Linked DNA regions of Mus musculus: regions 1 and 2 are each linked to region 3. The links are chromatin loops, found by intact Hi-C in ENCODE. Cell type or tissue: heart. All regions are shown on one strand.

Evidence for each region. Hi-C counts contacts between places; a loop is a spot of excess contacts. Peaks named below come from ENCODE experiments on the same cell type or tissue, not always from the same donor. Only the 100,000 strongest peaks of a DNase experiment are listed, where the experiment ranks them.
Region 1: it touches region 3 in a loop (2.5-fold over the local background); 2 of 42 quality-filtered maps call a loop at or near these places.
Region 2: it touches region 3 in a loop (8-fold over the local background); 10 of 42 quality-filtered maps call a loop at or near these places.

The regions. Positions count from the first base shown.
Region 1 is chr15:98,563,622-98,571,621 of GRCm38, reverse strand. Ccnt1 (cyclin T1) reads left to right here and starts at 3,886. Exons shown (of 9, transcript NM_009833.2): 1 at 3,886-4,146; 2 at 6,494-6,575. The coding sequence starts at 3,986. It overlaps 4930415O20Rik (RIKEN cDNA 4930415O20 gene), which reads right to left and starts at 618. Exons shown (of 4, transcript NM_001201322.1): 1 at 498-618. The coding sequence starts at 576. It overlaps 9330020H09Rik (RIKEN cDNA 9330020H09 gene), which reads right to left and starts at 4,298. Exons shown (of 2, transcript NR_028442.1): 1 at 4,097-4,298; 2 at 758-3,983. In heart, a CTCF peak has its summit at 4,098; DNase peaks (open chromatin) are centred at 1,421, 2,681 and 3,801; H3K4me3 peaks cover 4,113 bases; H3K27ac peaks cover 2,835 bases.
Region 2 is chr15:98,577,058-98,585,057 of GRCm38, reverse strand. The region is part of intron 1 of 4930415O20Rik (RIKEN cDNA 4930415O20 gene); the gene reads right to left. Among named protein-coding and RNA genes, the nearest start is that of 4930415O20Rik, 10 kb to the right of the region's middle. In heart, a CTCF peak has its summit at 4,771 (motif pointing left); a DNase peak (open chromatin) is centred at 4,767; H3K27ac peaks cover 98 bases; H3K27me3 peaks cover 274 bases.
Region 3 is chr15:98,695,209-98,703,208 of GRCm38, reverse strand. It overlaps Gm34152 (a long non-coding RNA gene), which reads left to right and starts at 6,805. Exons shown (of 7, transcript XR_384434.2): 1 at 6,805-7,094. In heart, a CTCF peak has its summit at 3,613 (motif pointing right); DNase peaks (open chromatin) are centred at 3,608 and 7,078; H3K4me3 peaks cover 647 bases; H3K27ac peaks cover 468 bases; H3K27me3 peaks cover 3,441 bases.

The DNA.
Region 1 (8,000 bases), 130 kb after region 3:
CTCCGCTTCCCCATCCCACAATGCCTTGCTCAGTGCCTTGCCACACTTAATGTCTGTCCTTCATTACATTTCCGTTCCGTTCTACCGGAGATCCTTTCTCCTCCACCTTTATGCTTTCAACGTTTTAAAAAAGATTTATTTACTTTATGTATGTGAGTACACTGACACTGTCTTCAGACACACCAGAAGAGGGCATTGGATCCCATTACGGGTGGTTGTGAGCCACCATGTGGTTGCTGGGAATCGAACTCACAGAGATCCACCTGCCTCTGCCTCCTGAGTGCTGGCTGGCTCAAACTATGTATCTTAATAATGCTATGAAGTAACAGGAAGTGGAGCTGAGTGGCGGCTGTCCCTGCTGTGCAAACTTAACTGTGCTAACAATTGGTCATGAAAGAACATCTCTAACTCTGCTCAGAAAGGAAATGACTCGGAAGTGGCTAAGACTCTCTTAGGAAAGGCATGGCCCTCTGCCCACCGTGCTGAGTCCTCCTTACTTGTTTCTTGAGCTGTGTTTCTCTTTTTACTCTGAAAGTAATGTTGATATCCTAGTAGATATAAGTTGAAGAAAGCCATCTCAGCATCCCCTTCTCTTTAGAATGTCTACACTGGAGCTCCAGGTTCTAGTAACCATGGTAAAGGCTTGGAGCGTTACCGTAACTGGCAGTTCCTTTGTCCAGTAGAGCACAGGATTTGTGGGTTCTCCATGGAGCTGCAACTGCGTGAGCTAAATAATTCCAGGAAGCTTGAGGTATCAAGGATCATTACTTTTTCTTTTATTTTCAAGACAGAGTTTCTCTATGTAGCCTTAGCTATCTTGAAACTTGTTATATAGACTAGGATGGTCTCAAACTCACAGAGACCCACCAATCTCTCTGCCTCCTGAGTGCTGAGACTAAAGGTGTGTGCCAGCACAGCCGGGCTTATCGAGTTGTTTAATTAATTTACGTTACATTCAAATTGCAGTGCACACACACACACACTTTCTCTCTCTCTCTCTCTCTCTCTCTTTTTTTTGGAGACAGGGTTTCTCTGGTTGTCCAAGAATTCACTCTGTAGACCAGACTGGCCTTTAACTAAGAGATCCACCTGCCTCTGCCTCCCAAGTCCTGGATTAAAAGTGTGAGCTAACACTGATGGCCTGCAGGCTCATTACCTTTTATTTTTTGTTTTTTCTTTTTTTGCTCATTACCTTTTAAAAAAACTGCTGTCATCCTTTGAGAACTTTGTGCAATGTATTTTGATCATCTGCATCCACCCCCACCTCTTCCATCTCCCCCAGATGCCCTCCATTTTGTCCTTCCTAACTGCATGGCCTCCTTTCCCTATTCAGTGACTCTAGTTAGTGCTGCCTAGCTGCACATGGGTGTGGGGTCATGGGCAACTGGCCAGTGGTCACTTTCCCCTCAGCAGCCATCACCCCTGTCCTGTCCTTGCTGGACTCTTCACTGGCCTGACTGGTGCAGGTAAGCACAGCTGTAGTGAGCTGCTGTGTACGGTAGCCAGGTGGCATTCCCTATCTATCAGCATCCTCCCAAGCCCTCCCCTTTTGAGACAGGGTTTTACCGTGTCTTGGAACTCATGAAGTAGACCAGGCTGGTCCTCAAACTCAGAGATCTGCCTGCCTGCAGGACAGCTAGGGCTGTTACAGTGAAAATCCTATCTCAAAAGGCTTTGAGGGTGTGTGAGATGGCTCGGTTGAGTAAAGGTGTCTGAGTTGAGCCTGATGACCCATGTTTAATCTTTGGTAAACATGGTCCTGTGGTAGAAAGGACGCTCTAGAATTATCCTCTGATGTCTAGCCTTACACTGAGGCATGTGAAAGCTATGTTGTGTATGCACAGCACATGTATATACACTCAAGTTTTTAAATTAAAAAAACTCCCTGAAGAAGGAATCTTGGAGAGGGGAGGCTGGGGAAGACTGGGAGGAGAAACTGCAGTTGGGGTGTATATGAGAGGAAAAAACTGAAAAAAGAGACAGTGACATACATAAAACATGGGAACTTCTTTTTTTATATATATAATTTATTTTTTTTGGAGACAGGATCTCTCTATGTAGTCCTGGCTCTTGTTATGTATCCCAGGTAAATATCCCGCTCAGGTTGGAAAGCTGGAGCGGGGCTGCGACTTAACAGAGGCCTTGAACTTAGAAAATTTCCACATGGTGCTGGTGGTAACTTTCCACATGGTAGAGGCAGTTTTGATTCATCCATGAGCAGATCCTAGGATACTTTTGGGCTTCTAAACTATTTAGCCTTGGGGCACTTGAGGTCGTCAGGGGATAACTGGCTAGAGTCAGTTCTCCTCGATCTATGATGGGGGGGGGGGGTTCTCGGGGATTGAATTCACACCAGAGTTGACAGCAGCCTCTCCTACCTGCTAAGCCACCTCGAGGGGACCCTCATTTATGCAGACACATTTCCCAGAGGACTTCTGGCGAAAAAAATAGACCCCAAATCTTCAAGATTGATTGCCAATCCCCTTGCTAGTGGGTGGATACAGTGGGCTCTTGGTAAACAAAAGATCTAGAGTTTGGGATTGTGTGAACATCAATACCGAGTTCAAGGCAGCGACCGAGGCCCGGGGACAGAGACACCCTGGTGCAGCCAGGAGGCTGAGGCGGACATCGGCCCCAGCTTGCTTTTTACAACCTCACAAAGTGGACCTGGGAGTGAGGCCAGAGCACAAATTATCTCTTGATCTCCTTCTTCTGATAATCCTCCCCAATGCAGGACACAAATTATCTCCTGATCTCCTTCGCTTGATAACCTTTCCCTACGGGGTGGGTTTCCTAGAACTACTGACCTGACGCGCAGGGGAGCTTGCATAACCTTGGGCCCTCCCTGACTGGATGTTTGGAATCTGAGCCTGCAAGCTTATCGCCTTCACTGACAAAGAGAAAAGAATGCAAAAGAAAAAAGGCCTCCAGACCTAAACGATAAACGATCGGTGGTGTCCTTGAGCGTGGCGGGGTGGTGGTGCAAGCCTTTAATCCCAGCACTCGGGCAAAACCCGACGCCCCTCTGAGCTCCAGGGATGACAAAAATAAGAAAGGAAAGAGAGAAAAAGACCCCTTTACCCGGGGCTGGAGAGATGGCTCAGCGGGTAGGGGCACTGACTACTCTTCCAGAGGTCCTGAGTTCAATTCTCAGCAACCACATGGTGTCTCACAACCATCTGTAATGGGATCCGATGCCCAATTCTGTTGTCTAAAGACCACTACAGAGTACTCATATACATAAATGAAGATAAATAAATCTTTAAAAAAAGGCCCCTTTACCCCCCCCCCCCAAACACTCAAACGAAGCTCAGTGGCGTTGATTTTATTCCTTCCAGATGATTGGCCGCAGTGAAACGGGAGGAAAGGCTGCTACAAAATAGGAGAGCGGTTTCCAAACGCGCCGGAGTTCTCCATGCCGGAGCTAAGAACCCAGGAACCTTTTAGTGGCTTTCGCGTTTCTGCACGGGGCAGGGCCACTCACTGTCTCGTCCTTTCTCGGTTTTCTGAGAGTCTCGCCTATTTCCCCTGCCACTTTTTCCGTAAGCCCGGTGTTACAAAGGGGCCTCCATCACGCACGTCCTCGGAAACTACCCAGCCAAGCGCAGCGAGCGTTAACTAGAGGCCCGCCGGTGAGGCCCCCTTACCGCAGTTCTCGCGCGGAAAGACGAGACCTTTAAAGAACGACGTCAGATAGTCCCGCCCACCTGGCGGTCACACGACCGGATCCTGCGTCCCGGCCGCCGGTCCGTTCTTAGCCGCGGACTGGCTGTGGATTCGTCTACGGGGTGTCGGAGGGGTCATTCCGGAAGTCGGCGCTGGAATCTTCGGCTTTCTGGGCGGAAGTGTGTCACAACCTCGGTGGTCGCCCCTTGGAGGAAGTTCGTCACGTCGCAGTAGTCTCGGCACGGCGGATGTGTGTCGCCGCTCCGGTGACGCTGGGAAGTGCTCGCAGCCCCCGCCGCTGCCTCTTGGTTGAAGCACTATGGAGGGAGAGAGGAAGAACAACAACAAGCGGTGGTATTTTACTCGCGAGCAGCTGGAGAACAGCCCGTCGCGTCGCTTTGGCGTGGACTCCGATAAAGAACTCTCTTACCGCCAGCAGGCGGCCAATCTCCTCCAGGACATGGGACAACGTCTGAACGTGTATCCTTTCGGCCTAGGCCATCGGCCTCGGAGTGCGTCCGGCCATGCTTCGACGTCCGGGCCGGCGACGCTGGTGGGGACAGAAGCGGGTGGGGTGGTGGCAGGAGCTGGGCGTCTAAGTTGGGAGAACCCACAATGGCGCTCGCTGGCCGAGCCACTGTTCGCGCGAGGGAAGTGAGGCGGAGTCAATTTCCCGCTCGCTCACCGGTGCCACCGGCCGGGCTGCCGACTCGTACCTCTCCTGTCTTTGTGTTTTCGCTGCTCCTTCCCAGCCCCCGTCCTCTGGATTCTGCCCTGTTTTAGTGGCTTTTGAGAGTCTTCTTTCTGCTGTGACCTAAGGCTCCGTTTAGGACGTTTCGCTATCGACTCTGCCTCCCCAAAGTGTATAAAAAGGGTTTCGGGAAATTCTGTACGCAAAGGACTTATGAAGGTGGTCTGGAATTGCTGCCCCAGTTTTGGTTCCAAGCCCGTTTCTCTCACTAGCTGGCTAACCTGTCAGATTCTCGTTTAAAACAAAATGTCCCAATGTCTGCCACCACGCTTGATATTCAAACGTTCTAGTAGCTGTTTCATGGAATTTAAGAGGAAAAAAAGATGTCAACTTAGGTTTGGGGGGAGGGGATATACAAGTTGGTATGCTTAAAGTAGTTTTCAGAATATTAAGTCCTTGCTTCTTTGGGCACTAGTGATAGTTTATTCATTAGGTTTCAAAATTTAGAGGTAATGTAGTTTAGTGATTTCCCCCCTCCCAGTTTTTCTTATGAAAATACAGTCTTGTGGCAAAACTAATAGTTTTAAAGTTCTTTCCGTTGTCCATATATATATATATTTTTTTTCTTTTTCTTTTTTTTATTTTACTTCCACTTATGTAGCATTTATTTAAGAGTGATGCTGAGGGCTAGGCCTGGTGTCCTGTGCCTTTGATCTGAGCTTTGGAGAAGTAGAAGCAGGCCAGAATTTCCATGTAAGACCCTGTCTCCAAGAAAGAAAAAAAAGTGCAGAGTTTAGGTCTCTAGTGTTTTTAAGTCTGAAGGTTGTATGTTGTATAGGTGTTCTCTTTATTGCCAGTTGTCTCCTATTGAAATCCAGTTTCCCAAGCATTTGGTCAGTGCACGATCAAACCTCTCTGAGTTTCTGTCTGTGTTTACGGCACCTTTTAAATGTGTGTTTAAGCTTGCCGCCATCATATTGTCACTTCTATGCAGACTGTTGCTGAGGTCTGTGGGAATAAGTACTCTTACGTTTTGGGGAGGTTGGAATGGTACCCGTACAAAGGAAGGCAGGGGTTTATTTTCAGTGGATGACTATCAAATGGTTTCAAAGGTTTTATACTTCAGAGGTCATGTAATATTTCCTGAAGGAATCAGAACTAAGCAGGGTGTGGTGGTGCGTACCTTGAATCCCATTGCTCAGGATGGGGAGGTGAGCAGATCTCTACTTCTGATGCCAGCCTGGTCTACACAGCACGTTTTAGGACAGTCAAGGATTCATAGAAAAACCCTGCCTTGAACACTGCCCACCCACCTCCTCACCTCCCCCACGCCCCCCCCCAAAAGAAAGTAGAACTGGAAAACTTAATTATTGAAGTTTAAGAAGGTGAGAGAGAGAAAAGTTCCAAGAGCCTAGTAAGGGAAGGCCTGGTAAATATCCTTAAAAAGTTATTTTTTGTGGGGCTAGAGAGATGGCTCAGCAGTTACAAGCACTTACTGTTTAGGCAGGGCCTATATGGCAGCCCACAGTCGTCTATAGCTGCAGTTGTAGGGTAATCTCATGCCCTCTTCTGACCTCTGTGGGCACCAGACATGCCCTTGGTGCACATACATAGAATCAGGCAAATGCTGATACACTTTAAAATTTTAAAGTTATTCTTGGCCTGACAGAATGGCCCAGCGGGTAAAGGCACTTCTCGTCAAGCCTGGTAGCCTGAATTCCATCCCTGGGACTCGGGTGGGAAGATAACCGACTCCTGCAAGTTGCCCTCTGACCACCATACTCATGCTATGGCCAAAAGTAAATGTGATGAAGTTGTCCTGAGCTAAAGGATCGTCTTTGCAGAAGGCAAGTGACAGGACAGGAAGCCTGAGGTCGTATGCAGCTTTGTTTGTACTGATTTACAACTTGCTACTTGTTTTGTTTATTCAGTCAGTAAGTTCATATTAAGTACCCGTTAGGTAGAGCACATGTTGTCAATTGGCAGTTAATTTCATTAGAGAAGGAAACGAATCTGCTGTTGGGTTGGAAGAGTTAAGTTTTACTCCCCTGTGGGATCATCTGTTTAGCTTGGCCATTTGTTACTTTGGGGGGAGATTATATTGTCTGCTTCTGAACCTTAACTCGAGCACTTCAGCTCACAACTGACGATCAATACTGCTATAGTATACATGCACCGATTCTACATGATTCAGTCTTTTACACAGTTTCATCGATATGTAAGTATAATTTTCTATGGTGAAATCCCTTTGGGTTTGAGTGTAGCTGCCTACTTTATGATTGGTCGTTGTTATTGAACTATGATTTTAATTTTAGAATTTAGGGCTCGTTATTTTAAAGTTAGAAAAGAAACCATGATTTAAATATAGCTTTCCGAGTAAGAAGACAAATGTAAGTTAGGTTTTGCAACATTTTTAAAAGTCTTTAAGAAAACATGTTTCAAATTTAGGATAAAAAAGGACTTGGCTTTATTTTTGCCTGTGTTTGGGTTAGGGAATGGTAAGAGTGTGTGAGTGCCCTCAGAGGCTAGGTGAGGACATTGAATTCCTTGGAGCTGGAGTTACCTAGGTGCTGTGAGCCACCTAAGTGGGCACTGGGAACAAAACTACTGAGCCATCTCCAGCCCAGATAATACATTTTGAGTTGTCTTGTTTTGATGCTAACAAACTGAAGAGAAACTGTGAAGCTAGATATAATTCCTATAATGTAGGAAATTGGCAGGCAGGTTCAGGAGTGACAGGGAACTCTTGATCTGTAGTAAAGTCTCCGAATTTTGGGTGATTAGATTAGTCATTTTGACTTTTTTTTTTTTTTTTTTTTTTTTGCCCTTAGCTCCCATAGTTCCAATTAGCCTTTATTGAGGCTATTTGATAGCACTGAAACAGAAGTAATTAATGAAGAATGAAATTAAAGAGGAGTTTCCTAGTTGTCTTAGAAATTTTGAGGGTTTTCTACATTCAGCTCTCCTTTTTTTAATCCTTTTTCCTCTTCCTCCTCCTCCTTTTCTTCTTAACTATGTACTAATGGCTGCACTTGAACTATATAGTTCTGGCTGGCTTGAATTTCCAAACACTGGCATTATGAACTGGAGGCACATGCCTGACAAGTACTTTTTTTTATTGTAATAAAGACTTGAAGTCTTAAATCAGGTTGTTCAGTGTGCATTTAAGTGTTAGCATATATTTCCCTATTTAATGACCTACTTTCTTATTGCTTTTGTGTTAATCTTGGTCAAGACAGACTTCTGATTATTTCCAAAGTACCTGCAGTAAACTGGTTGGATTAATGACCTGATAATTATTTCTTTACAGAGACATTCTTTTGAATATCATATCCTTTGTTTTTATTTGTCTCTTGTTCTGAAACAACCTCACTATGCAGCCCTGGCTGGCCTGGAACTCAGAGATTCACCTGACTCTGTCTTCTGAGCACTGAGATTAAAGGCAAACACTGCCATAACTGGTGTCCCAAGTAGTTGATCTTCTTTAGAGTATTGTTTTTTTAGTATATTCTGGAATTGGCACACCCTCTTTACAGAACATTAATAGGTTGAATTTAGCTGTGATCAATTAAAATTAGATTTAAGAGGGCTTAAAACCTGGTGACCTTGATGTTAGGCCTGTGAAGCCTGCTCTTGCAGATGT
Region 2 (8,000 bases), 120 kb after region 3:
GACTCCCAGATTTTGAATGGCTTTCCACTGGACCCAGGAGACTGGATAGATAGTTAGGACCAATGCAGGTGCAAACAGGCATAGACTTTCCCAAGCCTGACACTGGCATAGAACAAATGGGTCTGAAAGGGGAAGTCAGGCTGCTAAGTCCTGGAAGATGAGCAATCGGGGGCTAGGGGAGAATTAGGAAGGTGCTTCAGGCAGCAGGATGAGAGCTGTGAGAGGGAGAGGGAGAGAAGGAGAGGGGAAAGGAGAGAGATAGGAGAGAGGGAGGAGAGGGGAGAGGAGAGGGGGGGAGAGGAGAGAGGGGAGGGAGAGGGGAGAGGAGAGAGGGGGAGAGGGGAGAGGAGAGGGGGAGAGGAGAGAGGGGAGGGAGAGGGGAGAGGAGAGAGAGGGGAGAGGAGAGAGGGGAGGGGGGAGAGGAGAGAGGGGGGAGAGGAGAGGGGGGGAGAGGAGAGAGGGGGGAGAGGGGAGGGGGGGAGAAGAGAGAGGGGAGGGGAGAGAGGAGAGAGGGGGGAGAGGAGAGGGGGGGTAGAGGAGAGAGGGGGGAGGGGGAGAGGAGAGAGAGGGGAGAGGAGAGAGGGGGGAGAAGGGAGAGGGGAGAGAGAGAGAGAGAGAGAGAGAGAGAGAGAGAGAGAGAGAGAGAACACTCTGTTGATTGATTGGAATCTAGAATGCTGGGTGATGTGGTGATGTGGAGAGGGACCAGCTTCAGGGGTGGGGGGTTGGGGGACCCAGAAAGGTTTCACAGTGGGTACAAGGTGGTTGTGTTTTGGAATTATCTCTTATAAAGTAGATCTTGTGCTTCACAAAGAAGACCAGCTCTCCTTCACTGGACCTCTCAAAGCAAAGGAAGCAGGCTAAGCTTACATCAAACACATCTAGATTTTATTTATTTATTTGTTTGTTTGTTTGTTTATTTATATTTGGGACACTATTTCACTGTAGCCCTGGCTGTGTTGAAACTTGTATAGATCAGGCTGGTCTTGAACTCACAGAGATCTGCTTGCCTTTGCCTCCCCAGTGTGGAAATTTAAGCTGTGGACTAGTTTTGTTTTTTGTTTTTGTTTTTTTTTAAGATTTATTTATTTATTTATTTATTTGTTTGTTTGTTTATTCATTCATTCATTCATTCATTCTATTTTATTTTATTTTTAAAGATTTATTTATTATTATATGTAACTACACTGTAGCTGTCTTCTGACACACCAGAAAAGGGCATCAGATTCCATTATAGGTGGCTGTGAGGCACCATGTGATTGCTGGGAATTGAACTCAGGACCTCTGGAAGAGCAGTCAGTGCTCTTAACCGCTGAGCCATCTCTCCAGCCTCGTGGTCTAGATTTTGAGCTAAAGATGGTTTTGCAAGGAAGCTGTGTCCATTCAGAGCTTTTACCAGTGATGGGCACCAAACAACATTACATCCTGTTTCTCCCAGCAGCCGGCAGGACTGAGTGGCTGGGGCCAGCAGTGCTCACCGTAATGTCCAGTGCAACAGTGTCTGCTCTGGAGTGGATGTGACAACTTTTAAGATGCAGGACAGCATGGCTTGGTCAGGGGTGAAAAGAAGGGCATTGTCTAGGGTTGTTCCAAGATTTCTTTTGGCTGTTCCACACAGTTTGTCACCCAAGCTGTAAAGAAGCCGGGCCCTGACCTCTTCTCCCGTAGCCAGGCCCCTAATAAGGCGCAGCTTTTCACCTTTCTCCGTGTCTCTGTTCTGTTCTCCGGGAGCCGTGGCTCTGACCCACTCCCTCAGATTTTTATTTTTTCCTTCTTATTAGTGCTTGTCAGGGACAAGATCAGTATTTACCCTTCTCTCTGGAAACTGTTGAAGATGGCTGACTCATCGCCTCGATGTTGCTTCTGTGGTGTTCTTTCCCAATCCCTGACTCTTTTCCTCCTCTCCCTAGCTCTGCCTCACTCCCTCAGCATCTCTCTCCTCGCCTCTCCATGTTGTCCTCCAAATGAAATCTTTAACATCCTAGGACAGAGGACCCCACTGGAGTGAGGAACAGTTTAGATGTCACCTCTGTGAAGCTGCAGATGTAAGAGGGGCTGGCCATTCTGATAGCTCTGCTACAGCGCTGTTCTGGGATGCTGGCCTGCAGCAGGGGCTGGTCTGCACTTCATCGTGGGTGCCAGCAATGAGGGGTTGCTTCTGGCAATGCTACCATTTGAGCCTGGTTGTTCAGCCTCGGGCAAAGTAAAAGTAGCAATACGTTCTTGGACAAATTGTTGTGAATTGAGGAGTAATCGTGGGCATGTTTCTGGTGGGTGTTGGGAATCTGGGCTGAGAGTAAATTATGGTTTTTAAATGCAGGTGACAGCAAGAGCACCTTCTGGTCTCCAGGCATCAGACTGTTTCTTAAGATGCAACCAGATGATGTTCTCTGTTATGTCAAAGAGCCCAAGCAGCAGGCTCGCTCTCAGCCTCCCATATGGACGGGAGCTGTGTCTGGAGTCTGCGCGACAGTCTCACCCACTTGGATGCCTGCCACTTGAGTCGAGCATGCACCTTGCTCCCAAGGTTCCTGTGGTTTTGTTTTTCTTTTTTCTTTTTTTCTTTCTTGTCAAACTGGGAGATATCCTTGGTAGCTTATAGCTTCCCCAGCCTGCCCAGGTTTGGAAGGTGCCGGCACGAAGGGTGGGTAAGAGACACGTGATTCCTGAGGAAATAGGAGGGACCGTGAATAGCTTCTTCTAGCATCGGGCCATATGTTGGGAGTTGCCACAAGAGTACATTTAATGCATTGACTGCACTTTGAAGACATCCTGGATGATACGAGAGTGCTTGGGTGGATCTTGGTCTCATCCTAACTAATGATGCAGAGTTTTCAGTCTTATAGGTTGTCATGTGAGCAGGGGATGGCTCTAGTATCTAGTTATTCACAGACTCGGTAACTCCTTGAAGTCTGACTTCTAGGTTAAGGGTTGGTTACAGGTTCTAATGGCAACAGTCATTATACAGTACTTGCAATTGTCTTGGTCTTGCTGGTTTACAAATGGTAATACCACTTAATGGGAAATTCATATGAGGTCAGGATGAGAGAAAATGTTATGGTATTGTACATAAAACCACTATGACTTCTGGGCTGGCTGGCCCAGTAGTCAGGACTGTTAGCTCGCTCTGCTAACTTGAGAACCAGAGTTTAATATCCTCACACTGACAAGGCTGGGTGGGGCCGCATGCGTTCATGCCTGTAACTCCAACACAGAGGAGACATAATAAACAGGGGGATCGCTGATGTTTGCTGGCTGCAATTCTAGTCAAAAAGTGGGAGTTCCAAGTTCTTCAGGAGCCCTTGCCTCAAAAGATCAAGGTAGAGAGAACGGTAGGACATCCCGGGCTCTCCTCCAGCTTCCGTGTGAGCACAGGCCTACTCATACACACACGCACACACACACACAAGTGCACACACACACACACAGAGACATCATATACACATAGAGCAGACATACACACAAACCTATTTTTAATTTGAAAATTATCCCTATCGAGGTCATATCCAATGGTATTGGCCTGGGGATATTAAGATGATTTGCTGACGTGTGTTCGAAGGGCTATCTGTACTTTCTGTCTTCCCTGATGACGCAAGGTCATTATCTGTGCTTCGGGAGGAAAGGGACAGAAGCAGGGGCCCAGGGAACCATATTCTCAGGGTAAGTTTGCCATGCAAGGCCAGTTTCGTGCTTTTGTGTCTTCCTTTAGTGGTGTGCCTGCTCATTCTGAATGTAGGGGAAGCAGATGGGGCATGAGCCGCAGAGCGACTTAATGCTTCAGACTACTTAGGTAAAGTGGATTTCCTAGAGATAAAGATAGCCAATACTCATGTGTCCCCTAATAAGTAGGGACTTAAAACAAACAAACAAAAACAAAAACAGAGAATTTAAGTCATTTGCCTGTGGTTGAGGTAGAAACATGAGTTTCCCCTGAATTGCTTGGATCCAGAGATTCTCTTTCTGATCATACACAACTGCATCTTGAAATAGCTATGTGGAGGTTTCCACATAGAGGAGAGACAGAGGACTTGGACTGACAGCATCAGACTCCTTAGAGATGTATACAGATATGCTGGAAAGATGGCTCAGTGGTTAAGAGCACTGGCTGCTCTTCTAGAGGTCCTGAGTTCAATTCCCAGCAACCACATGGTGGCTCACAACCATCTGTAATGGGATCCGATGCCCTCTTCTGGTGTGTCTGAAGACAGCTACAGTATACTCATATACATAAAATAAATAAATAAATAAAGAGAAATAAATAATTAAAGAGAGAGAGATATGCACAGATGTGACTGCTTACCTAAACTCAACCTTGAGTTGGATGGAAGATATGAAATATTAATCCAGAGGGAGAGCACATGGTCTCTGAGCTCTACTAAATGTAGGATGTAATTTCTGAAAGTCAGCACCGGAAGCAGGAAAGAGTGGAACTTAGTAGGTCGCTCTCCCAGTGAGCCGGACCAGTCCCAGTAAGGAAAAGCATGGAGGAAAGGCTGAGGAAAAGTGGCCCCTCTGCTGCTATAAAGTCACCAGTGTGGAAGTGGGCCGACTCTGGAGGCTTCATCGCTGGTTGGGAGGCACATGGACAGCTCCCTGTCTAGTTTCATGGATGAAACTTGATGGCTTGTGGTGGTTATAAGTGTGTGTGGTTTCAGGATACAGCTCCATACAGTTGTCCTATGTACAAAGGCACACAGAGGGTCCCTGGCCAAGGCCACTGTTGGCTGAACTGTGCCACACATGCTCCTGTTTGAAAAGCTGGAACTACAGTGCCCTCTGCTGGAGTTTACAGGCGAGCATGTCTTGGTTCTCAGCAAGTGGATCAGTCACCAGTCAGGTGGCTCAGAGAGACCAAGAAGCCTAAGATTGAGCAGGGGACATGGCAGGCAGGGTTGAAGGTATGTCCTTCCTTCCTCCTTTCCCTTCCTCTACAGGTGTGTGTGTGTGTGTGTGTGTGTGTGTGTGTGTGTGTGTGTGTCTTGCCTTACACCTTGTTAGAGACACGGTCTCTCTTGTTGCTGGCCTCTGCATATGTTAGGCTTACCTGTGCTGTCAGACTCTCCTATCTCCTCCCTGGGGCGTGACAGGAGTGTGCACTCCTGCATCAGGCTTTTAGGTATGCTCTTAAGATTGAATCTCAGGGGGGCTGGAGAGATGGCTCAGCGGTTAAGAGCACTGACTGCTCTTCCAGAGGTCCTGAGTTCAAATCCCAGCAACCACATGGTGGCTCACAACCATCTGTAACAATATCTGGCGCCCTCTTCTGGAGTGTCTGAAGACAGCTACAGTGTACTTACATATAATAAATAAATAATTTAAAAAAATGTTCCCTTTAAAAAAAAAAAAAGATTGAATCTCAGGCTGTCAGGTTCTCCTCACAAGTGTGGTACACAGTCAGCCACCTCCCAGTTCATCTATATTCTACATGAAGCTAACTCACTGCCTAGCCTGGGTTGAGCTGTTCCAGCCTCCCAAGTGCTGGGATTACAGCATGAGCCACCACCCTCAGCTCCTACTGTTTAATCTCTATGAGAAAAAGGTAGACCATCACCTCCATTTGCTGGTAAGGGGTCAGAAGCACTTTGGACCTGTGTAGTGTTGGCTCTTTCAGGCCACACAACCCTGGGTGCCACATGAAACTGAGGCTCTGCCTGTTAAGGACGGATCGAAGCTTGCTCCCTGTCCCTGTCCTCTTTGCATATTTTAAAAAGAGGTTTAATGTGTCTGTGTGTGCCTGAGAGTATGAACACCTCATGCCTTCTGTGTCCATGGAGACCAGAGGAGGACATCGGGATTGCCTGGATCTAGAGTTACAGATGATTGTGAGCTGCCAAGTGCATTCTGGGAACTGAACCCAGGTCCTCAGGAAGAGAAGCCAGTGTTCTTAACTACTGAGCCATCTCTCCAAGTCCTGTGGGTTTGTTTTATTTTTTTAATCAGGAGGAAAAGAAAGGAAGGATTCGGGACTGGAGGAATATCTGACTGTGTTGACTCAACTCAGTGAGTTTTCATTAAGACTGTAATAAGGGAACAAGAGGAGCTTTTTTTGAGTTGAATGTTTTAATACACTCACACCCACTAGGAGAGGGAGAAAAAAAATCATCCTTCAAAGAAAAAATTGTGATAAAAATATCCCATGGTAGTAAGTGTTTGGGAAGACGACTATTAAATAGGTTCTCTTACAGAGATGCCGGTGTGGCTGGCTGAAGGGCCACATCAGAGTGTGGCTGCTCTGAGCTGGCCGAGCAGGTTGAAGCCTGAGTGCATGTGGTCAGAACAAGGGTCAGGCTGCATGGGTGGAAGTACATTGTCCCCCTTTGTCTTCAGGAAGTATGCACTAAGTTCCTCAGTCAATGCCTTAGACTGTGGGCAGCGCTGTACTCTGTATGGACCATGGTTTTCCTGTATATACATCCCTGTAGTAAGGTTTAACCTATAGAGCATGAACACGAGGAAATTAATAACTAACAATAAGATAGTAACAATATACTAAAATAAAAATTCTGTAAATTACTGGAGAGATGGCTCAGCGGGTAAGAGCACTGACTGCTCTTCCAGAGGTCCTGAGTTCAATTCCCAGCAAGCACATGGTGGGTCACAACCATCTGTAATGGGATCTGATGCCTTCTTCTGGTGTGTCTGAAGACAGCTACAGTGTACTCACATATATAGAATAAATAAATCTTTAAAAAAATTCTGTAAATCGTATGTCTCTTAGAACCAATTATAGTGTACCCATTTGGTGTGAGGAGCAATCGAGCCTGAGAGAGCCTGAGGGATAGGATGGAATAAATGAATGATGGAGGTGTTATGTCCTTAGCATCAGTCACTGAACCATGGGAAGTACTGATGTCATTTATCACTCCCACCCCCAATGCTTAGGCCAGATCTAATTCCAAGAATCATTGTACATTCCCAAATTAAGGATCATGCTGCAAAATGTCCTGTATGCACACTACAAAAACATCAGTGCCATGAAACAGAGGCAGCAGAACCAGGCCACATTAGAGGAGACCGAAGGGCTATGCTCATTAAGTGCAGAGCTCAAGCCTTAATTAGACCCTTGAGGAAACATTTTGCTGTAAGGACATTAATGTGACAACTGGCAGAACAGGAATATTGGGCTGCAGGTAATTAGATGACACAGGAGCGCTAACGGTTTGCTAAACTGTATCTGTGCAGTTAATAGGTTCACTTACAGACAAAGCACGGATGGGCAGAATGACGATGAATAACTGTATCTGGGTGATAGTTCTTACGAAATGCAAACAGGCAGGGTGTAGTGGCTCACACTTTTAATCCTAGCATTTCTGAGCCAGAGGCAGGAGGATCTCTGTGAGTCTGAGCCAGCCTGGTTTACATAGCTAGTTCTAGGACAGGTGGAAATACATATTGAGACCGTGTCTCAAAATGGAAAAAGGAAGGAAGAAAGAAAGAAGGAAGAAAGAGAGAAAAAGAGAGTGAGAAAGAAAGAGAGAAAGAAAGAAAAAAGAAAAGAAAGAGGAAAGGAAGGAAGGAGGGAGGGAGAGAGAGAGAGAGAGAGAGAGAAAGAAAGAAAGAAAGAAAGAAAGAAAGAGAGAGAGAGAGAAAGAAAAGAAGGAAGGAAGGGAGAAAAGAAAAGAAAAGAAAAGAAAAGAAGAGAAAAGAAAAGAGAAAGTAAGACAGACAGACAGACAGAAACAGGGTAAAGAGAGTATGAGAAATTATTTTTAACCTCAAAAAAGCCAACTGGATAAGAAACAAAGCCAAGCCAGGCAGAATGATGACACGTAGCTAACTAGGGCAAAGGGCATAGAGAACTTCCTCGCACTAGTCTTAAATTTTAAAAATTTTAAATTATGTCACCAAAAATGTTTTTTAAAAATGATAGATTGCTCCTATGAGTTTATCTTTCTTCTTTCTCAATTCTGCTAAAATAAGCAATCATCTTGGCATACAGCTTTAATCCTAACACCGGGACATGGAAGAGGCAGGCAGATCCCTGTGAGCACCAGGCAGGC
Region 3 (8,000 bases):
ACACACACACACACACACACACTGCACAGCAGTGGAAGTCAAAGGATAGCTTTCCAGAGTCAATTCTGGTTCTTGAGGCTCGGTGGCAAATACCTGTTACCCACTAAGCCATCTCACTGGGCCTCTTGATTACTGTCCTCTCCCCCTTCACACAATTTCTCCCCACCCCAGCATTAACTGACATTTTTAATTCGAACATCATAATAGCCTTCCTCTGTTCACTTCTCCTTGTTCTCCTGTCCTGTGGATGGAGCCCAGGGTTGTCTGGCATTTGCCAGGTGAGTGCTACAACATAAGCCACACCCCCTTCTGCATAGCATCTGAGGAAGGTTGGTTCCTACCCTATTTTCTATTTTCTGCCTTATGTTTGTACCTCACCCTTGATGTCAGATCCTGGGGTCTGCTCTGTGCCTTGGAGACATTTCCCAGTGGTCCGCTCCATTCTGACCACGAATCAAGAATCCACTCGTGACTTGGGTTGTGTTTAAGTCCTTTATTCTGCTCCGTGAAGCTATTTGTTTATTATTGTACCAACAGCGCACTGTCTCCATTATTGGACATTTATTATAGTCACTGATGCATGCTAGACCAAAGAACTCAGCCTTTCTCCTTCCAAAGAGCACCATGCTTATCCTTTGGGCTTTGATTTCTACACAAACTCATGCATCAGCTTGTCTTTTCGGTCTGCCTGAGTTTGAAGGGAATCCCAGGGAATTTCTAAGTGAGTTTGAGGAGCTCTATGAGAATGCGTCTTCTAACTTAAGATCATTAGACATTCTTCTACTTAGATCTCCCATAATTCTTCCTAATGTCACATAAGTCAGGGATAGTGGAACACATGTTTAAGCCCCAGCAGTTGGGAGGATTTCGAGTTCAAGGTCAGCATAAAATGTATAGAAAACTCAAAGCTATCCTGAGCTACATAATACCCTGCCTCAAAAAAAAAAAAAGTGTAAATGTGTGTGTGTGTCCTGTTTAAAGTCCATTTTGGTTTTGTTTTGAGACAAGGTGTCACTATGTAAATCTGGTTGACTTGGACCACCCTATTAGATCAGATAGACCTCAAAGTCAGAGATCCAACTGCCTCTGCTTCCTCAGTGTATGGCTTAAAGGGGAACCACCACACTCAGCTCCTCCTCCTCCTCCTCCTCTTCCTTCCTTCCTTCCTTCCTTCCTTTCTTTCTTTCTTTCTTTCTTTCTTTCTTTCTCTCTCTCTTTCTTTCTTTCTCTCTCTCTTCCTTCCTTCCCCCTTTCCTTCCTTCCTTCTCCTCCCTCCCTCCCCCTCTCTCTCTCTCTCTTTCTTTCTTTCTTTTGGTAGGTCCTTACAGATTTGCCCAGGTTGGCCTTGAATTTATTTACTCCACATCTCAGGCAGGCCTTAAATTTTTGATCTTCCTGTATTAGCCTCTTCAGTAGCCAAAATGCCATTCCTAGGCACCCAGCCCTGGCTTGTTATCAAATTCAGTAAAGAGTTTTTGCTTCCATTTTGATGAAGTCCAGGGGCCCACATGTAAGGGTTGACTTAATGTAGAAACTCTTGCACCAAGGATTAATGCCACCAAAATGAGGTTCTGATTGTGACATTGTGCTGGGTGCAGGGACAAAAAGGAGATAATGAAACAGGTACTGTGTGCTGGCTTTACAGAACCAAACCTCCCTGCCTCCCTCCCTCTCTCCTTCCTCTCTTCTTTCCTTCCTAGACTTGAGGACCATTTCATTAGATTTTGAGAGAAAAACCACAGAGTAGGCAAGCTATTAAAATCCCACAGCTTCTGGAAGGAGGAAGGTAATGGAGACAAAGAGGGGAGAGAGACCTGGGTTAGAGTCCACAGCAAACCACAGGACACTCTGTATGGAGAGCGCAGTGTTCAGAGAAATGGGGTGGCAGCCTACGGTGCCAGGGCAAGCATGGCTAGAATTTGGGAATCCAAGGAATAGCCATGATGAAAAGCAGACAGAGGGCCAGGGAGACGGCTCAGTGGTGAAATCCCCTGCTCTGCAGGCATGAGTACCAGAATTTGAATCTAGTACACACAAGTAAAAAGGCTGTCATGGTTGTGTTGTATCTGTAACCCCAGTTTTGTGGGTGAAGCCAGGTAGATCCTGAAATCTTGTGGGCCAGCTATTCTAGCCAACATGGTGAACTTCCAGTTCACAAGCGATCCTGTCCTAAGGCAAGAAGAACAGAACAGTAGAGGAAGATGCCCAGTATGTGTCCTGGTCTCTATTTCTGGGAATGATTATACAAGCTGATCTACATACTCATGCTTGTACAAAGCACACAGAGAGACAGAGACAGACAGACAGAGACTCAGAGGCAGACAGAGAGACAAATAGAGAGGGGCAGACAGAGAGAGACACAGAGGCAGACAGAGGCAGACAGAGAGAGAGGGAGACAGATAGACAGACAGAGACAGACAAAGACTGACACAGAGGCAGAGACAGAGAGAGACAGAGAGACAGTGACAGACAGAAACAGAGAGAAACACACACACAGACAGACAGACAGAGACAGAGAGACACACAAGAGAGAGACAGAGACACACAAGAGAGAGACAAAGACACATGAGAGAGACAAGACAGAGAGAAGAGACCAAACAGGAAATTTTATGATTTTTCTATTTTTCTTCCTCCTCCTCTTCCTCCTCTTCCTCCTCCTCCTCCTCCTCTTCCTCCTCCTCCTCCTCCTCCTCCTCCTCCTCCTCCTAAGATGGAGGTTTCATTTCCAGGTTGGCTTTGAACATGTTATGTAGCTAAGGCTAACCTGGAACATCCTGATCCTCCTGCCTCCACCTCTGAAGTGCTGGGATTACAGTTGTGTACCACCATGCCTGGCCCAAAAGGCATTATTATCAAGGGACTAGCGATTTAGCAGCAGGAAGAATAAATACCTAAATAATAAGTATGCAGAAACATATCCAATAACCGTATCTTTGAGCATTCCTTACGTGCTAAGGGCTGACTTAAGTGTTATGTGTGCGTTACCTAACAAGATTCGTACCATAGCCTTGTGAAGTAAGTGCTGCTATTATTTTTATTTAACAAATGAGGAAAGCGACGCTTAGAGGTTATGTCAGGAGAAGGTGGTCAGTTTGGATGGTCTGAGAGGACGCATTAACGTCTTCTCAACACCTTCACAAGGCACACGCTCCACGGTAATATTAATGACCCTCCCTCTGCGTTTTTCATCTCTTTCCCAAATCCAGATTCTTCCCATAGCTTCGCGAATCTGCTCTAGGATGGATGCAGAGGCTCCTGTTTCCATGGTGATGGGGAGGCTGGTACACCGCTCGCCAAGTGTAGGCGCTGGAGAGAATTGTCTCAGAATGGAAAGGTGTCGCAGCAGGGCCCTTGAGAAAACCAAGTCTGAGAGACCGGACCTCCCTGGAGCTCCTTCAGCACCTCCACAGCCGCCTCGCCCCTGCCCCGCTAACCTGGGAGACTCGAACCCAGGGAAGCAAGCACAGCCTCCCCAGACTCAAGCCAGGTCGCTGGCGGGAAGCCTGTCCAGTGCGGGGTTTCGTCCGGTCCACACCCCCTCTGCCTGGCATCCCACGGGTGCGCGCTTGAACTGCCTGGCTCTCCCCGGGATGAGCGAGCCGAGCGGCCGGCAGGGGGCAGTGTCTCCCTCACAGAAGCCGTGCCAGGCGCCCTGGGCTCGCTCCCCTGGCTTCAGGTTCTTTTCAGCTGTTATGCTGCAAAGGCGCAGTCGGTGGATTTCAGGACAGGAGATGGGTGCTGGCAAAGGTTGAGAGCCCCTGAAGTGTGGGTCTTAAGCGGTGGGCTCCGCTGAGCTTAAAGTCACAGGATAGGCGGCTGAAGTAATCAACGCTTAATTTCCCACAGTCTTCTCTCGAGATTTTTTTTTTTTTTTTGAGTGTTGCTGTTTTTTCCCCCCCATTGAAAAAAATCCTAATGAGGGGGAGGCTTAGCCATTCATTCGGTGTGTGTTTATTGAGTATACAACTATCACAGATACAATCAGAACAAATATTTATAGATTGCATGATGATTCCTAACCGTTTTTGAGGGGGAAGTGTCCTATCTCCTTTTTATTTTTATTTTAAAAAGATTTATTTATGTGAGTACACTGTAGCTGTCTTCAGACACACCAGAAGGGGGCATCAGATCTCATTACAGGTGGTTTTGAGCCACCATGTGGCTGCTAGGAATTGAACTCAGGATCTCTGGAAGAGCATTCAGTGCTCTCAACCTCTGAGCCATCTCTCCGGGTCCCAGAGAGGCACTTTAAATCCAGACCTTTTGAGATTTGAAGATCCACCTTTCACATGCGTCACACCTTCTAGTGGTAGCCTATATAAGGGACTGGGAAAAAGGGGGCTTTCATCTTTTTCTGTTTGCCCTTGCCTTCACTGTTAAGTCCATTCGCTGCTATTAGGCTGGCATTAGAGCCTACGTCTTTGGCATTCTGGCCTCTACTAAAGACCAGCTAAGACACCCAGCCTAATGGGCTAAACAGTGACTGGATTCTTGAACTTCCATTGGAAGACAGACATTATTGGACTAGCTGGATCATAATCTGTAAGCCATCTAAAAAAATCCAATTTTAGGGCTGGTGAGATGGCTCAGTGGGTGAGAGCACCCGACTGCTCTTCCGAAGTTCCGAAGTTCAAATCCCAGCAACCACATGGTGGCTCACAACCATCCGTAACGAGGTCTGACGCCCTCTTCTGGAGTGTCTGAAGACAGCTACAGTGTACTTACATATAATCAATAAATAAATAAATCTTTTTAAAAAAAATCCAATTTTATATATAATCTCTATATAAAACTATATTCTACACATGGTTTATATGTGATATGTCTATAATGACACAATAACATATTAATATACATTATATGTAATTATATTCATATGTACTATATATTGATGTATATTATGTATTAATATATACTAATACATATTTAACACATATTTACATCATATATTTATTTATATGACTATATAAATAAACATACTAAACATATAAATAGCTATATATTAATATGTAATTAATAAATAATATATAAATTAATGTATACTAATATGTGTTGTGTGTGAGATATCATATAATATATGTTAATATATAATTATATGTGTGTTCATTCTATAAATTCTGTTCCCCTAGAGAATCCTCACTAATACTAATACACTAATAAAGATGTGTATGTTTGTATTCTTTGTCAGGTACGCTTGTGCACTCATGTGAATGTGTGTGTGGGCACGCCCACACACACTAAAAGACAACCTCAGCTGTCACTCCCTAGTCACTTTCTACCTTGTTTTTTAAGCAGCCTCACACTGGCCTGGGGCTCAGCAGGAAGGCTAGGCTGCCCAGACAGAGGCTAGGGACCTGCATCTGGGTAACACATGGTCCCTGGAGGATCAAACTCAGGTTCTCACGCCTGCAAGCAAGCACGTTACCAGTACAGCTAACACCCAGCCCATGAATACATGTTAGATTGCCATCCAAAGCGCACTTGACACCAGCTAAAACACAGATGTATACATATAGACATGTGTATCTTTCCTCTAAAGTGCCTTGGAACACTAAGGGCAGTGCACAAAAGTCAGAGCCCAGAGATGGCTCAGCAGCTAAGAGCACTCGTTGCTTTTGCAGAGGATCCAGTTTAAATTCCCAGCACCCACTTGGCAGCTCATAGCCATCTGTAACTCCAGTTCCTGGGGATCCAGGGTACCCTCTGGTCTCTATGGACATGAGATACACACAAAGTACACATAAAATTAAAATTTAAAAAGTTGCCAGGATATGTAAAAAAAATATAATTCAAATAATATTAATTAAATTTAAATTTAATGTCAGGATACACTAAATAGACTTCCCAGGCAAGTACACTCACATGAGACACACACCTGGCTGTTCCTTCTGCCAGGAATGTCCTTTTCCTTGACTGTGCTTGTTAACCCCTTATATCCTGCAGCTCTCAGGTAAGCATTATCTGCCCAGATTAAAGGGCCCTCTGGCTCTTCTCTTCCACGTACTCAACATGGCCTCCATCACCATTTTTTTCTGGTTTACATTTTTGTTTACATGGGTTTTTTTTTGTTATTGTTTTGCTGTTTTTTAAAAGGACTTATTTATTCGTTTAATGTACATGAATATACTGTTGCTGTCTTCAGACACACCAGAAGAGGGCATCGTATCCCATTACAGATGGCTGTGAGCCACCATGTGGTTGCTGGGAATTGAACTCAGGACCTCTGGAAGAGCAGTCAGTGCTCTTAACCGCTGAGACATCTCTCCAGCCCTGTTTTGCTGTTTTTAAGGTGCTTTGTTACCATGTATGTATATATGTATGTTTGTATGTATGAATGTGTGCATGCATGTATGTATGTGTGGGGACACACACACAGGCCTCAGTGCTCATCTGATGGTCTGAGGACAACTTCCCAGAGTCAGTTCTGTCCTTCCATTAAGTCGGTTCTAGATATCACTATCAGGCCCTTGTGCTTGGCAGCAGACACCATTACCAGCTGAGCCACCTCTCCCGCCCTATGGATTGTCTTTCTGCCCTGTATGATATGGTGAACTCTGCAGGGACAGGGACCCATCAGTATCATGTCTAGAATGGTACTTGGAGCTCTGGGATTTGGTATCGTGAAGAGTGAATCTCACTAGAGTCTGTCCTCCTTGGGTCTCAGCATTCCATCTACCATGTGCAAGCCTGGATAGTGCCCAGACCAGTGTCTGGGCACCACAGCATACACTCCAGACTCCTAGGGTCCGCACAGTGGGAGGGGCAAAGAGGGCAGGGTAGTTACCCACAATCCTCTGCAGCAGATCCTGGGGAGGGGCAGAGAACAAACATTGGGCTGTCTGACTGGAGTCCCACCCGACACAAGACAACGACACTGGTGGACTTTCTGGGTCTGCGTGCTCTGCCTGTATTGTCCACCACTCCTCCGTCCTCTGGGGGATTAGAATGGGCGGTACAGAGCACAACGACAGACCTCACTCATGAGGTAGCCAGATTGTATTCAAAGCCCGTCTATGGCACGTGCAAAGAAACAGGTGGAGAACCCACGCCAGCCCTGTCTGCCTGGGATACCGTCCCTCTCAGCGACTAACCAGGTGGTGCTAGCTGGTGATCTTAGATAAATTGCTCATCCTCTCCTGGAGTTGTTTTTTAACGGCTCGGATGAGGACGTCATTAACGGAATTACCTCGTTTTTCCCCTGTATGACTCCAGGAAACCTTCCTGGGAATTAGGAATCTGGAGCCAGCTGGGACTCTCCAATTGGCTGCCTTTCCTCATGACCCTGCGGGCTCTGAGCTAAGTTCAGTTTAGGGATGGAAGGCTGTGCTTTGAGCGGGCTGAGGGCCAAGCCTTGCTAAACTGTAACTTTAGGAAAGCCAGTTAGGGCTCCTCTGCTTCCTCAGCAAAGCTCTCTGGATTTTGTGTGTTTGTTTGCTTTTTGTTTTGTATTTTGAGGCAGGGTTTCTCGGGGTAACCCTGGCTGTTCTGGAACTTCTCTCTGTTGACTGGGCTGCCCTCAACCTGGCAGAGATCCACCTGCCTCTGCCTTGGCTGGGATTAAAGGCGTGTGCCGCCGCCGCCACCGCCGCCGCCGCCACCACGATAGACTCCGGATTTTTGCAGCCAGGGTTGCATTCAGAACAGGGACATTGTTCTGGTAGCTAACCTCAGCGTCTTCAACCCAATCCTGTCTCCTGAAGGAGAGGACATAAAATTGCTTTGTTTGCTTTGTTCTATGTGCTGGGCCTCCAATCCAGGGTCTGTGTCCAGCTCTGTGATCTGTGTGTGTGCATGTTCACATGTGAGTGGACATGCATGTTCAAGTATGTACAGGTACATGTGCATACTAATACGGGTACCAGTTTTAAATCATGTGTTGTCTAGTTTTAGGTCAACACAAGCTAGAGTCGTTGGAGAGGAGGGAGCCTCAATTGAGAAAATACCTCAATAAGATCTGGCTTTAGTCAGGCCTGTAGGGCATCTTCATAATTAGTGATTGA